2 separate regions of the Homo sapiens genome follow, and region 2 is linked to region 1. The links are chromatin contacts, found by POLR2A ChIA-PET in ENCODE. All regions are on one chromosome and are shown on one strand. Each heading gives the region's core, a stretch centred on a gene start or an enhancer-like site at or near the end of the contact. The rest is flanking DNA. Distances are from core to core; before and after follow the strand shown.

What was found. ChIA-PET counts read pairs that join two places held with the same protein, here RNA polymerase II (POLR2A).
Region 2: POLR2A ChIA-PET joins it to region 1 with 21 read pairs in activated CD4-positive, alpha-beta T cell. The contact joins the promoter of PSTPIP2 here to the promoter of HDHD2 in region 1. POLR2A ChIA-PET finds 5 or more read pairs at or near these places in 2 of 52 experiments (activated B cell and activated CD4-positive, alpha-beta T cell).

The regions. Positions count from the first base shown.
Region 1 is chr18:47,146,169-47,153,165 of GRCh38, reverse strand. HDHD2 (haloacid dehalogenase like hydrolase domain containing 2) reads left to right here and starts at 2,666. Exons shown (of 7, transcript NM_032124.5): 1 at 2,666-2,788. It overlaps IER3IP1 (immediate early response 3 interacting protein 1), which reads left to right. Exons shown (of 3, transcript NM_016097.5): 3 at 1-332. RefSeq lists an enhancer at 3,198-3,257.
Region 2 is chr18:46,067,012-46,074,059 of GRCh38, reverse strand. PSTPIP2 (proline-serine-threonine phosphatase interacting protein 2) reads left to right here and starts at 1,800. Exons shown (of 15, transcript NM_024430.4): 1 at 1,800-1,904. The coding sequence starts at 1,872. RefSeq lists silencers at 1,505-1,664, 1,795-1,844, 1,885-2,264 and enhancers at 1,394-1,895, 3,115-3,174, 3,215-3,314.

The DNA.
Region 1 (6,997 bases), core at 1,417-3,916:
AGAGTAGGCAATCTGTGTTCTATATGTGTTAGATGTGTATTACTGGTGAAATGACAAGAGAAAGCAAGATATTTGACTAGTAAAAAGACTAGGAGGCAAGATATTTCTAATATATCAAGCAAACCTTTTACCATGTGACTGAAAGCAAATAAACTTCCTAAGACCTCAGTAGTTTTTGGTTGTCCTATCTGTAAAATTGGTCAATAACCTTCAGAACAGAAGTCTGGTCCAGATATATATATATATCTTTTCCAGATCACTAATGTTTGTATCTAGATGTGCTTCAACCAAAGAGATGTTCTCCTTAAGTAAAATGTTTCTTATGAAGCAAATCACTTTCTCATTGATTTATTAGTTTCTAAGTTATTACCAATGTAACATTTTGAGGCTGGGCATGGTGGCTTACGCCTGTAATCCCAACATTTTGGGAGGCTGAGGCAGGCAGATCACTTCAGGTCAGGAGTTTGAGACCAGCCTGGCCAACATGGCAAAACCCTGTCTCTATTAAAAGACAAAAGTTAGTCGGGTGTGGTGGCACATGCCTGTGATTCCAGCTACTTGGGAGGCTGAGGCATGAGAATCGCTTGAACCCGGGAGGCAGAGGTTGCAGTGAGCTGAGATTGTGCCACTGCACTCCAGCCTGGCTACACAGTGAGACTCCGTCTCAAAACAACAAAAATAACATTTTGATACCAATGGTAATGGAATTCTTCTTTGCTAAGATTTCTCTTGGCCCCTGATTTTTCATTAGAAGTCAAATATTGTGAAAACATTCGATGCAAGGACCTGGGACACAGTGGGCTATGTCCAAGGGTATCAACGATCAAGATAAGTTTTTCCTACTGTTTTTGTTCCAGTTCAGATACTGCTTTATGGCTTCACTCCTTTGGGTTTTTTGCCCCCCCGCTCCTTTTTTTTTTTTTTTTTTCTGAATCCAGTCCCTCCCTTTGGAGGGGCTGAATTTCTTCTTAGCTTGCCTTTCATCAAGTAGATCCATTTGGAGAGGAGAAAGCCATTAGTCCTGTCCCATGATTCCACATAATCTGAATGAGGCCAGGCATTGGTGCCCGCGCCTGTAATCCCAGCACTTTGGGAGGCTGAGGTGGAAGAATTGCTTTAACCCAGGAGTTTGAGACCAGCCTGGGCAACATCGTGGGACCCCACCCTGTCTACAAAAATCAAAATTAGCCAGTTGTGGTGGTGTGCACCTGTGGTCCCAGCTGTCTGGGGAGGCTGAGGCAGGAGGATCCCTTGAGCCTGGGAAGTCATGGCTGCAGTGAGCCATGATTGTGCCACTGCACTCCATCCTGGGTGACAGAGTGAGGCCCTGTCTCCAAAAAAAAAAAAAAATCAGTTACACTACCCAATTGCCTAGTCTTGGAGCCTGATAATTGATGCCTTCTCCCTAACCCCAATCTAATCTGTCACCAGTTTCTGTTTTGCCTCCTATGAATTTATCCTCTTTGCTTTGTTTCCACACATTCTAGTTCAAGTATCTCTCTTGTGGCCCTGCAGTGGGTCTCTTATCTGGTCTCACCCATTCTGGCATCTCTCCTATCTATTCATACTGCAGGCAGAGGAAGCATTTAGAAAAATACACTTCTTATATTACCCACTTAAAATCCTTTGGTGATGTCTTAATCTGGTCAAAGACAGCTGGCTCATAAGGGGAAACTAGGACCAAATCCTTTTTCCTTCAACCAATTAGACCCTCACACAGAAAACTTAAACTTAGCATATATGAGTAAGACAAAAAAACTTCAGATCCAGTGGGGAGGAAAAGCAGATGGCTCCTAGTCCAAGGGACAGAATGGGTCACAGCTCCTAACAGGGCTGACTGCAGCCTTGGGTAGTGGGGGTGTTAGATTGTGGCATACGGGTGGCATATATGGGTCCCTAGTCAAGGACAGAGCAGTGGTTTTATCAAGGGGTATAACCCTTGTATAAGGTGTAACCCGAGTGAGTATCCTATTATGTCAACACGGCTCCAGAAAGTTGTTCAGTCATTTTCATAGTGAGTGCATAAGAGTGACTTTTCTGTACTCTATTATTCAGGTCCACATAACTTACCTGGATCAAGAGGAGACAGGTAGAGACCCCCACGAGTGTGGCAGCGGGTTAGGGAGGGAGGTGGTTCTGGGTGTACCAAGATAGAGCTCCCGTGGAAGAGGAAGGCACGGCCCGTAGTGGCTCTAATCGGGAGAGAAGAGGGAAAGGAGGGACGTCGCTGCCCGAGGGAGTAGTTAATGGAGGAAGCAAGAGGTGCCAGGTACTATTCAAGTAGCTAAGGGGGAAATGACGACTTCTGAGATTGGGTTGTCTAGTAAAGTATGACTTCTTAGTTAAACCTCGAGAGTGGACAAGTGGTAGAGGAAGGGAGGGGTGAAGGCAAAGAACGCTACTCAGTAACGCTCGGTTCAGCAGTGGTGCTGTGGACTGGAAAACAGCTACCGAAGAAAGGCAGGGGATTATTTTTCCTCGTGCATCCCGGCCCAGGAGGCCGCGCCCTTGGGAAAGCGGGTCTCCAGAAGGGCCTAGCTTTCCGTCAGCGGCGGTGCAGACAGAGGACAACACGGCGCGGTAGCTGCACCGCCTCGGCGGAAATCCCGGGCGAAGGGGTGGGGCGGAGCCGGGAAATCCGGGGCTTCCGGCGCGGCCAGGGCCCAACTTCCGGCGTCCGTCGGGCAGCAGCGGGGCTGTCTATCCCGGCTGAGGACCCGCGGCCAGTGCGGGTGGCTGGCTTTGCCATTAGCGGGGGCCTTTCCTGAGGACGGCGTACGGAGTGTGGGTGAGAAGCCGCTGTAGGACTGAAGAGGAAGAAGCGCAATTGGGGCCGGGAGGCTGCAGATTTTGTGACAGGGTTCGGGAACTACTAGTGGCGCCCCCAGGCCGCCCCTCCTCTCGAGCCGGGCCGTGCGCTCTTGCTCTGTGCGCATTCCCTGTTTTCCGCGTCGGAACCGCCCTCTTTGCAGTGGCCCCGCGCGTGCGCATAGCTGGGCGCGAGGCGCGCTGTGGGTCTCTGCGGGGCGGATCGTGAAGCTAGTGTGTCAGTCATTCCTCGAAGCGTGCTCTTGGGCTGTATTTTGGAGCTAGCGTCCCTCCTGGTCAGTTTGGCGTTTTTAAGGCCCTGGTACTTGGTTTAGAACCGAGTGCAGTGACCAGTCTTGAGGCCCCTTCCCAGCCAAGAGATGGGGGGATGGAAGTTGAGTTGGTGCTGAAAGAGTTTGTTGTTGGGGCCTTCCAGCTGTGGACACCGGGATTCATGAGTTAATTCACGATCTTTATTGAACGCCTAAATAACCCAGTGGGAAAGGCAACACAGTCCCTTATGCACAGAGCTTAACAGTTTAGTAGGAGAGGCGCGGGCTGGTAACCAGGACAGTGGTAAATGTAGTAGGACCACAGGTGGCTCCTAGCCTAACTCTGGGAGAAAAGGAGTTGGACCCAGAGGAGGCACGCCAGAGGAAGTGATGGTTATCAGAGACTGAGGGCTAAAGGGATTGGCCAGGAGATGAGGGTGTAGAGGGGCCCGAGTAGTTGCAGACAAAAGTCCCGCAACGAGGGAGGCAAAGTGTAGAGCTCTTGGCCGCCTGCAGTACCATGGAACTTGGGTGCTAGTAGAGACAAATGTGTTGGAGAGGGTAAACCAGGACTCTGTCCACCAGTGTTCATTGTTCAGACTTTATCCAGAGGTCAGCGGGGAGTCACTGGAAGAGTTTTAACTGGGGAGTGGCTGAATAATACCGTCATTTATTGAATGCCTACAGTGGTTCCAGAAAAGTCTGGAACCATATAGGGAAGGAAAGAAAATTTGTACTTCCCAGGGGTTTTAGGAGGCATGTTTTGTAGCGCCCCAATTTCCCAAGGGAAAATTTGTATTAAAATCTCTTGTTGTAAGTATGCAAGTTTTGAATAATATGCCATAATATATATTTAGATGTGTTTTCTCAAATCCTCAAGTTATACTAATGCTTTAGAACTTTGCATCATGTGTATCCTGTGATTTTTGTAGCCCTTGATATATCCATAATGTTCCCTCCTTGCTTCTCTCTCCCAGCCCTCCACATACATAACCCAACCTTTCTCTGAGCGGGACACAATTCACAATTCTTTATAGGTATTACTTTCTTTAATCCTCTTATCAACCATTAGAGTTGTGTTATTATTTCTACATTAGCAATGAAGAAACTGAGGCAAAAAGGTTAAGAAGGTTGCCCAGGTTCACCCAGCTAGTGAGTGGAGATGTATACCCAGGCTATAAATTTATACAACTCCTTTGTTCTTGTCCTTAACCACTGCACTGTTGCATTGTAGGGAATAATTTAGGGCTGGTAATAGGAGATGCAAAGTAGAGAGGACAATTAAGAAGTTGTTTAAATAGTCTAGATGAGAGTTGATTTCCAACTTCAAAAAGGTAGTTTTAAAAACGATGAAGAGAAGTAAGTGGATATAAGACTGTAAAGGAAGTAGAACTGACATAATTTGGTGTCTGGATTGATGGTGCTGCCAACCACTCATAAGGATGGCTGGGAAAGAGCACCTTTGAGGGTGAAAGGACTTGGATTGAGATGCCCCAGTGATATTCAAGCCCAGATGTCCTCTGAAGTATCTGGAAGTTCTCCTCTTGGGATGAGAGAATATGGCTTTTCTTCTTTGCATTGAATATGTACCACTGTCAGTGGTTTATGGCTCTTCTAAGGGGTGTCCCATGTAATTTGTTCCGATTATGGGAGATGGGTATGGACTCAAGATAAACAAAATCAGGCACTACCTTTGAAGCCTTTATAGTTATTTTGAGGGTTATATTAGTATTTTACAATTACATTTTATCAAATACCAGCTTGTAGTTCAGGTAACGAGTATTATACATGTTCAGACAAGGCTTGGTGGCTCATACCTGTAATCCCAGCACTTTGGGAGCCCAAGGCGGATGGATCACTTGAACTCACCAGTTCGAGACCATCCTGGGCAACGTGGTGAAACCCCGTCTCTACTAAAAGTACAAAAATTAGGTGGGCGTGGTGGTGCACACCTGTGGTTCCAGCTACTTGGGAGGCGGAGGTGGGAGGATGGCTTGAGCCGGGGAGGCAGAGGTTGCAGTGAGCTGAGAGATAGTGCCACTGCACTCCAGCCTAGGAGATAGAGTCAGACCTTGTCTCCAAAAAAAAAAAAAAAGAAAGAAAAAACAAAGTTTTGGACAAGAAGAGAGGTCATAGTGATCAAGTGATCAAGTTAGTGGGACTAACTGAAGAAGTAAGTATATTTTGAGGTATGAGTGGGGCACCTCAATTTTATTCTAGGCCTTAGTCAGTCACTCTCAAATATGTGGTGCTCCAGAAGAGCATTTTAGAGTTTAAAAGGTACGTTCTATGGAACTGGTGAGAGCAAAGAATATAGGCTTTTAAAATGTTTTGGTAACATTAAGCCTGTGTGGATGCTTCAGTAAGGATTAAAATGATAAATATGTATTATGACAGTTCCTTGGCTCCAAGTAAATAGTACAGTTCTTACTTTCATTGCTTTTCTGGTCTTGTTCATATTTGTTCTTTAATCACCTTCAGAGGTAACGTTTCTTCTTGAATATTAGATATCTCCCATAAAAGCTGGGTTTTGAGAGAAGCAATTTTAGATTCCTCTGTATATATGAAAAGAAAATGCCTTTTTTTGGTCCATTCTTTTGTAGTGTACTTCAAATAATTTTTTAACTATTACACATCCAAATGGAATCCCTAGGAACGGTCTAGTCTTTTGATGAACAAGCTGTTTTCTGTCTCAGGGAGGTAATAGTTGATGCTCTTGCTTATATAATCCTTCAATTCAAGGTCACAATAAAGATCAGAAATAGAATAACATGTGGACTATTAGAGAAGGTAGGATTTTGCAGTTGAAATTTGATTAACCACAGCTCTTAATATATTTTTTAACCTCTGCAGTCTTCTTTTTCCCTCTTTCATCAGATACATTATGAAAGACAAACAGAATCGGGGATTTACTTAAAATTCAAAATGCCTTGAAGGTGGAGGCTTTTATGCTGAGTGTATAGTAATTGTCTGGACTACTGGACTAATTTAGTTTTTTATAACTATTAAATGTATGAGAAAAAACTGACTAAAATATAAGACTCATTTTTTATTGTGCAATATATCATCTATAGAAGAGTATACAAAACATATATGTTTAAAATGATTATAGTATAATTAAAAGCACCCATATTCTCATTGTCTAGGTTAAGAAGTAGAGTATTGCCAGACCTTAGAGGCTCCCTTTGCGCTCCTCTTGGTTTGCATCTGCTTCCTGTCCTCTGGAGGGTAATCATTATCCCCACTCTTGTGGTAATCATTCCCTTGCTTCTCTTTACAGTTTTATCACCTATGTATGCATCTGTATTTTTGAGTACTATAATATGAAACCATACTGTATATATTCTTTTTTGACTTGCTTTTTTCACCCTCTAGTAGATTTCCGAGAGTTGTGTAAGGTGATGTGTGTGAATGTAAGTTCTTTCTACTGCCATTTTTTTCTGTGTGTAAATATACCACAACTTATTTATCCATTCTGTTGTTGATGGACATTTGTATTGTTTCCATTTTCTGGCTGTTACAAATGGTGCTGCTATAGACGTCTTTGTTCATGTATCATGGTACACTGTGAAAGAATCTCTCAAAGGTATACTTGGAAGTGCCGAACTGCCAGATTGTAGGATATGGTGATGCCAGACTGATTCCAAAATGCTTGTACAAGTATATTCTTTCACTAGCAGCATGTGGGAATTGCTGTTGACAGCCTTTGGTGTTTGCAGACTTAAATTTTGCCCATCTGTAGGTTGGTGCATTGATCTCACTGTGCTTGAAATTTGCATTTTCCTGATTACCAATGAGCTTTGAGTATCTTCATTTATTTGCTGTTCAGATTTGCTCTTTTTTTTTTTTTTTTTTTGAGACACATTCTTGCTCTGTCGCCCAGGCTGAAGTGCAATGGTGTGATCTCGGCCTCACTG
Region 2 (7,048 bases), core at 551-3,050, 1.1 Mb after region 1:
GATATAGCACACACTTTGTTTGTTTTTTTACTCACAATACCTGCCCCAGAGATGAGCTGTTTGAGGAATGAAGAATATTTTCCAGCAGCGTGGATGACCATTTGCAATTAAAAACTTTGTCACCAGATGGCGGAAGAGGGTTAAAATTCAGGGAGCTTAGAGTCTGAGTCGCGAAAATCAAGCACAATGTACTGTGAGAGCTTGTGAAACGTTCTAATAACTTAAAATTATACATGTATTAAAAATTAAAATGTGACAATTAGAATTGTATCTAAACTATTTTTCCAGAATATTTAAAACTTCCAGGAAAAACCTTAGTGGTGTCTTCAGCTCTCCCGCTTCTATGTCCCCAGTTTGTGCCATTTCTTACCCCCTGCAGTTAAGCCTAGCTTCCTAGTGCCTACCACGTCCTCTGCTGCCCCTTGATGGTTCTGCCAGGCTTCTCTGCCTTCCTTCTAATCTCACTGCTTTCAAAGGATATGAGCAAGTACGTAAATGGATGCATCCCTTGGAGATGCTTGGTGGCTGGAGGCCACCTCTCCATCTTTGCAGTTGTGGATGACTTTATTGGTGGGAGTTCATCTGAGTGGGGCTGGCTGCAGTTTTATGGAGCAGAACTTGTTCCAGGTGCTTCACATAATTCTAGCAATTGCCCTTTCACTGTGTCTGGGTGTAGCTAGAACCTGCTCCAGGGGTGAGTGCTTGCTTCTCCAGGCTGGGCTGGTGCCAGTCTTGGCAACCTTGACCTTTATCCTCCCCACTTTGAGCACCTATTCCTCTGCCCAGGATGGATCTGCCCCAGGAAGGATGTCTGTCTTTGCATCTATTTAGAAGGGCAGAGCTCTAACCTTGAGCTCTTCATCCCTTAAATAAACTGTGATCTTGGGCAAGCCATTCAACCCCTCTGGGCCTCAGGTTGGGCTTCGGGCCTGTCGCACCAGGCAGTACTTTGTCATAAGCCCTGCATTACTATTAAAAGTCATGGCAAAAACCGCAATTACTTTTGTACCAATCTACTACAATGCAGAGAGGGGTCTGACCTGCCCTGGGGTTTTATTTGTGAGGGTGGAAGAGTGGAGGGAGAAGAAGGAATCTTGGGCCCCTCTTGCTGGGGTGGAATGGGCAGGGAAGGGTCTTGCCTTTTGAGAATGGAAAGGGAGTCAGAGAGCGGCTGAGCTCCTGGAAGCCCTGTTAGGACACCACCAAGTGACTAGAGTCAAGGGGAAACAGCAGAGATGACCTCTCCATGACATTTTAGACTAAAACGTGACCCCATTCATTAAAAACACCTGCAACAACAAAAAGTAAAATAAAAAATGAACCGTCCCCCAGGGCCTGATCTGCAGCAGGTGCCGGTGGGGCCCGCCGTGAAGCCAAGGCGTCTGCGGGAGTTGTCGGCCCCAGGCCTTCTGTAGCTTAAACCGGGTCCTCGCGACCATCTGATCAGATCCCGTCTATCACCCCGCAGAGCCTGGATTTCGTGCTGTCCAGGGGGCCTTGTGGGCAGGAACCCAAGCCAGGACCAGTTATTTCCAATACCCAAAGACTTCCAGAAGGAGGCAGCTAGCTTCGGGCTGATATATTGATCGTGGCCCGACGCTGTGGGGCTTTAAATGGGCCTGGGTCCGGGTGCGGGCTGCAGCCCCTGGCCGGGTGAGCGCCGAGGGTCCCGCCCAGGTCTCGCGCAGGGAGCGCAGAGCGCCGACGGCGGCCGTCGCAATCGGGAGTGGTTTAGGACCCGGGGGCGGCTTCCCTGCGCGAGTGTGGAACGCAGAAGTTGAGTCTGCGGAGCCGCGGGCAGTGGCAGTCAGGCCTCCCCGCTCTGTGCTACCTGCGGCCCGGCTCTCCTCCGCGCCCCCACTCGCGCTGCGATGACGCGCTCACTGTTCAAGGGAAACTTTTGGGTAAGTCGTGGGGCCGACAGCGGATCGCGGGGCTCAGGACCCGGCCCGGGCGGGAGGCCAACGCGGCGGGCGTGGGGGGCTCCCCAGCTCCGGCGCCACTCGGTGACCGCGCGCCCGGGGGCTTGGCGGAGCTCGCGCGTGAAGGGATCGGGGCCCCAGCCCCACTGCTCGAGGGGCAGACTTGGAGCGGACGCCGGGCTGCTGTTCCCTCTCTGTCCCCCGCTACCCACCGCGTGCCCGCGAGTCCCGGGGGCTCGGACTCCAGGGCCCACCCTCTGCCGCCCGCGCCCCCAGCAGCGCGTGCTCCTGAGGACGCAGAGAGCCGAGACACCTTAGAGTCAGGACATCAACCCCTCCTCTCACAGGCGAAGCAGAGACCCTTAGGGAGGCGAGACCCGTCCGGGGAGAGTCTCTGCCGGTCCCTGGAGCTGAGCCGTGAGAGGATCTGGGGGGATCTGGTGTGGGGGCTTGTGAGCTTTACCGGGTTGACAGCAGCAGCTGCCCCCCGGGATCGTCCTTTCCAGGAAACGTACAGCATAGAGGGCTTCCCTTTGCTGGAGCTTTCCCTGTTCTACAGCCTTGTTTCCCGAGCCCCCTCCCCAGGCCATTGCCCCAGCCCTTCCGTCCAGGCCCCATAGCGGGGCTGATGGTGTGGGAGACCCTATAAGCTGGAGGGGGTACCCCACCCAGCCCGGTAGGGCCAGCCCAGCCTGGAGGGAGCAGGTCTGCCTGTCCCCCTCCTCTGTCTAGTCCTCTTCCCTCTGTCCTCTCACTCCCCAGGTGCCCCTCAAGGTCCATGCCCCCTCATTCAGAGGAGCTGTCCTCATCCCTTTAAGACAGGAGCAGGAGGCTGCAAACCTCAAAGTTGACCGCAGCTGCCAAGGGGCCCTGACTCCTTACTGGGGCTCCTGCTTGCCTCCCCCCACCACCCACCCAGGTAGCTTCACAGCTGCCTAGATGGTCCCTCTACCCCACGTGGGCTGCAGGGTAGAGAAACCTGGCTGGGGACCTCAGGGACACAGTTGAGACTGTGCCTGTGAGTCCCTTCACTGGAGTTTGTGAGGTCCTTCTGGGGCACTACTCACCCTAGGGTGCAGGGTGGTGGCAGCCTCACAGAGGAACCAAGGGCACCACAGATGGCTCTCACGGGAGGCTTGCGAGTTTTTCAGGTAGAATGGAGGACTGGGGGATCCCATGGCAGGCACTGTGGGAAAAAGGCTCTGTATAATACAAACTGGAGAATGAGATGTGGGCCCCAGAAATAAGGAAGTCAGCAGAGGAACTGGTTCGTGGAGACATAAGGAGAAGGAGGCAGACGTGATACTAACAGTATTTAGTTCAGGCACAGTGGCTCATGCCTGTGATCCCAGCACGTTGGGAGGCCGAGGTAGGAGGATTGCTTGAGGCCAGGAGTTCGAGACCACCCTGGGCAACATAGTGAGACTCTGTCTGTCTCTACAAAAAAATCTTAAAAATTAGCTGGGCATGGTGGTGCATGCCTGTAGATATAGTTACTTGGGAGGCTGAGGCAAGAGGATTGCTTGAGGCCAGGAGTTTGAGGTTGCAGTGAGCTATGATCACATCACTGCACTCCAGCCTGGACGACAGAGTGATTTGTGTTTGTCTCAAAAACGAACAAACAAACAAACCCAACCAAACAACACAATCCTCAGTATTTAGCCACAGTTTTAGCACTGGCAAGGCTAAGGCCAGGCGGGCGCTAAGCCCCTCCCCACCAGCCTCCACCCCTCAGCCCCATGCCAGGGATGCTGGATACGGGGAGGTCTTAGCGGAGAGGGTGACAGGGTGAAGACAGGGTTCCAGGCCACAGAGTTTGCAGTATTTTAATATCTTCACAGCCAGTACAAACATGTCAGTGAGTACTCTCTAATGTCTGGTGGGTGACATGCAGGGTTTGAGGGGCTGGTGGAGATGGCCCCGCCCCTTGGGAAGATGTCCAGTTTTGAGAGCTTACCGAACAGCATGAAGCCTCTGAGGTGGGCTGCCCGGGCTTGAATCCAGTTCTGCCCCTTACTAGCTAGGTGACCCTGGGCAGCCTGCTTCCGCCCCCAAGCCTCAGTTTTTCCATACATAAAAATGGGGATAATAACAGTGTCTACTCCTTAGGACCGTTGGGAGGATTAAACTTGAGAGTTTAGTACAGTGCCTGACACACAGAGAGCACCTATAGTTGCCAGCTATTATTATCAGCAGTAGAGGTGACAAGTAAAAGAAGTGAGTGATGGTTATTCAAGGAGAAAGAATGAAGAGATCGGAAGTCCACAAAGAAGCACTCTTAGTGCATGCCTCTATTGATGGAGGAGGAGAAAGGGGACAGAGAAATAGAGGAAGAGATGAAGGGATACAACCAGGAAAGAGCTATCACAGGCCCAAGAGAGGGACATTCCAAGGAAGGTGAGAGGACTGTGGTCAAACGTGTTTGTACATGTTCCTGAAAAAGTATGAGTCAATACACACTTCATAAATGAATGTATTTAAATGCTTCATGAAAATATTTATTTAAAGAAATCTTCGATGAATCTGCTTCAAAAGGGAATAATCAGTGTTTAAAACTGGGCTTGGAGCTGGCGTGTGCCTGTAGTCCCAGCTACTAAGGAGGCTGGGCAACATAGTGAGACCCTGTCTCTAAAAATCATTTTAAAATAAATGAATAAAACTGGGATTGGCCCCCAATGAATTTGCCTGCTATTGGTACATACCTGTGTGTTGTTTCTCTCCCACCCTTCCCTGTTTATACCTTCTTTGTGGCACTTTGGTTAAGCAGTGCTGTATAATTTCTCTTGGTTAACTTTGATTGTATCTTGTCAGAATAAGACAGTGACCACAGTTTCCAAAGATCCAGGGAAACAGCCAGGCCACAATGAGAAAAAATTCCAGTTTTTGGGATGATCAGACACCAGTGTCCTTCAGATACGGGCATGCACGGGTGACAGTGGGACCCGTTTTGGAAGGGTAGATGAAAGCAGTGTTCTCTCACCCCTGGGGATTTCCAGGCTTCTCACTTGGGTGTGAGGTCCAAATCGTCCCTGAACCTCCTGTAGATACTTATTTTTCCTGGGCCTTCCTGATTCCCAAGGTTCTTGGTGTAGACCAGCTTCCTAGTTGCTGTTTCAGCAACCCTGTTCCTGTAGTGGGCAGGGCTTCTCTCTGCCTGGGATTGACTAGGGAAAGTCTTGGGGCTGTCTGAACTGGCTCATTGCCCTGCTGTCAACACAAGGCTGTCACTCTCATCCAAACCTTTTACCAGATTGGAATCTTGTCATTCTGGAGCCTTAGCAGAGTTTGAACTGATGTTGCCTCTGGCTTTGCTCAATGGTTTTTCTCTATACAGTCATCTCTTGGTATCTGTAGGGGATTGGTTCTAGGACTCCCATGCAGGTACCAAAATTCATGGACATTCAAGTCCTTTCTTTTCTTTTTTCTTTTTCAATACAGAGATTGGGTCTTGCTATGTTGGCCAGGCTGGTTTCAAACTCCTTGCCTCAAGCTATCCTCTTGCCTTGGCCTCCCAAAGTGCTGGGATAAGAGGTGTAAGCCGGCCGGGCATGGTGGCTCACACCTGTAATCCCAGCACTTTGGGAGGCTGAGACGGGTGGATCACGAGGTCAGGAGATCGAGACCATCTCGGCTAACACAGTGAAACCCCGTCTCTACTAAAAATACAAAAAAATTACCCGGGCATGGTGGTGGGCGCCTGTAGTCCCAGCTACTCAGGAGGCTGAGGCAGGAGAATGCTGTGAACTTGGGAGGTGGAGCTTGCAGTGAGCTGAGATCGTGCCATTGCACTCCAGCCTGGGCGACAGAGCGAGAATCTGTCTCAAAAAAAGAGGTGTAAGCCACTATGCCTGTCCTCAGATTCTTTCTATAAAATGGTGTAGTATTTACATATAACCTACACACATCTTCCTGTATACTTTAAGTATTCTCCAGATTGCTTATAATACCTAATATAATGTTAATGCTATGTAAATAGTTGTTTACACTGTATTTTTTATTTGTATTTTTTAATTGGTATATTTTTATTTTTTAATTTTTGGAATATTTTTCATCTGTGGTTGGTTGAATCCATGGATGCAGATATGGAGAACTGACTGTACAGTGCTCTAGATAAATATAGGAGGCTGCTTTAAAAAAAAAATACAGAAAGAATACAGGTTAACACCACAGAGTCTCCCTGCTGACCCCATAGTGTATTTTGTACAATGTTTAGATTGTTGCTGTAATTTTTAAATACTCTCTCGGATTTTATGAAAAGAAAAACTTCAGACTAGTTAAATTTAGCAGAGTTTATCTGAGCAAAGAAACTATTCATGAATCAGGCAGCACCCTGAACCAGTAAAGGTTCAGAGAGCTCCACAAGGCAAAAGTGGGCAGGCAATACTTACAGAAAAAAGAGGTGATACAGAAATAGCCTGATTGGTTACACCTGGGTGGTTGCCTTATTTGGACTTGACTGGGCAGTCTGCAGCCTGGGATTGGCTGAAAGCTCCCCTGTTATGATTGGCAGAGACCCAGCTACTTGTTACAAGAATATACTCTTAGTTAGGTTACGGTTTGTTTACACACTAAGTTAGGTTGTGGCTTGCTATTTATGGAGGCAGCTTTAGGCCAACATTTTTTTTTTTTTTTTTTGAGACAGAGTCTCGCCCTGTTGCCCAGGCTGGAGTCCAGTGGTGCGATCTCGGGTCACTGCAAGCTCTGCCTCCTGGGTTCACACCATTCTCCTGCCTCAGCCTCCTGAGTAGCTGGGACTACAGGGGCCCGCCACCACGCCCGGCTAATTTTTTTGTATTTTTAGTAGAGACGGGGTTTCACCGTGTTAGCCAGGATGGTCTCGATCTCCTGATCTCGTGATCCGCCCGCCTCGGCCTCCCAAAGTGCTGGGATTACAGGAGTGAGCCACTGCGCCCAGCCTAGGTCGAATTTAATTTGACAATCTGGTCCCCAGAAACACACCAGGAGGGCTGTTTCCTTTTGTCTTGCCTAGTGGCAAAAGGGAAGATAGAGTCATGAACAATTACCTGCTCTCCCATACATTCTTTGTAGAGCAGCCGGAGGGAGCTAGCTTTAAAATAATCGTCAAAAACCTCTTTTTTTTTTTTTTTTTGAGATGGAGTTTCACT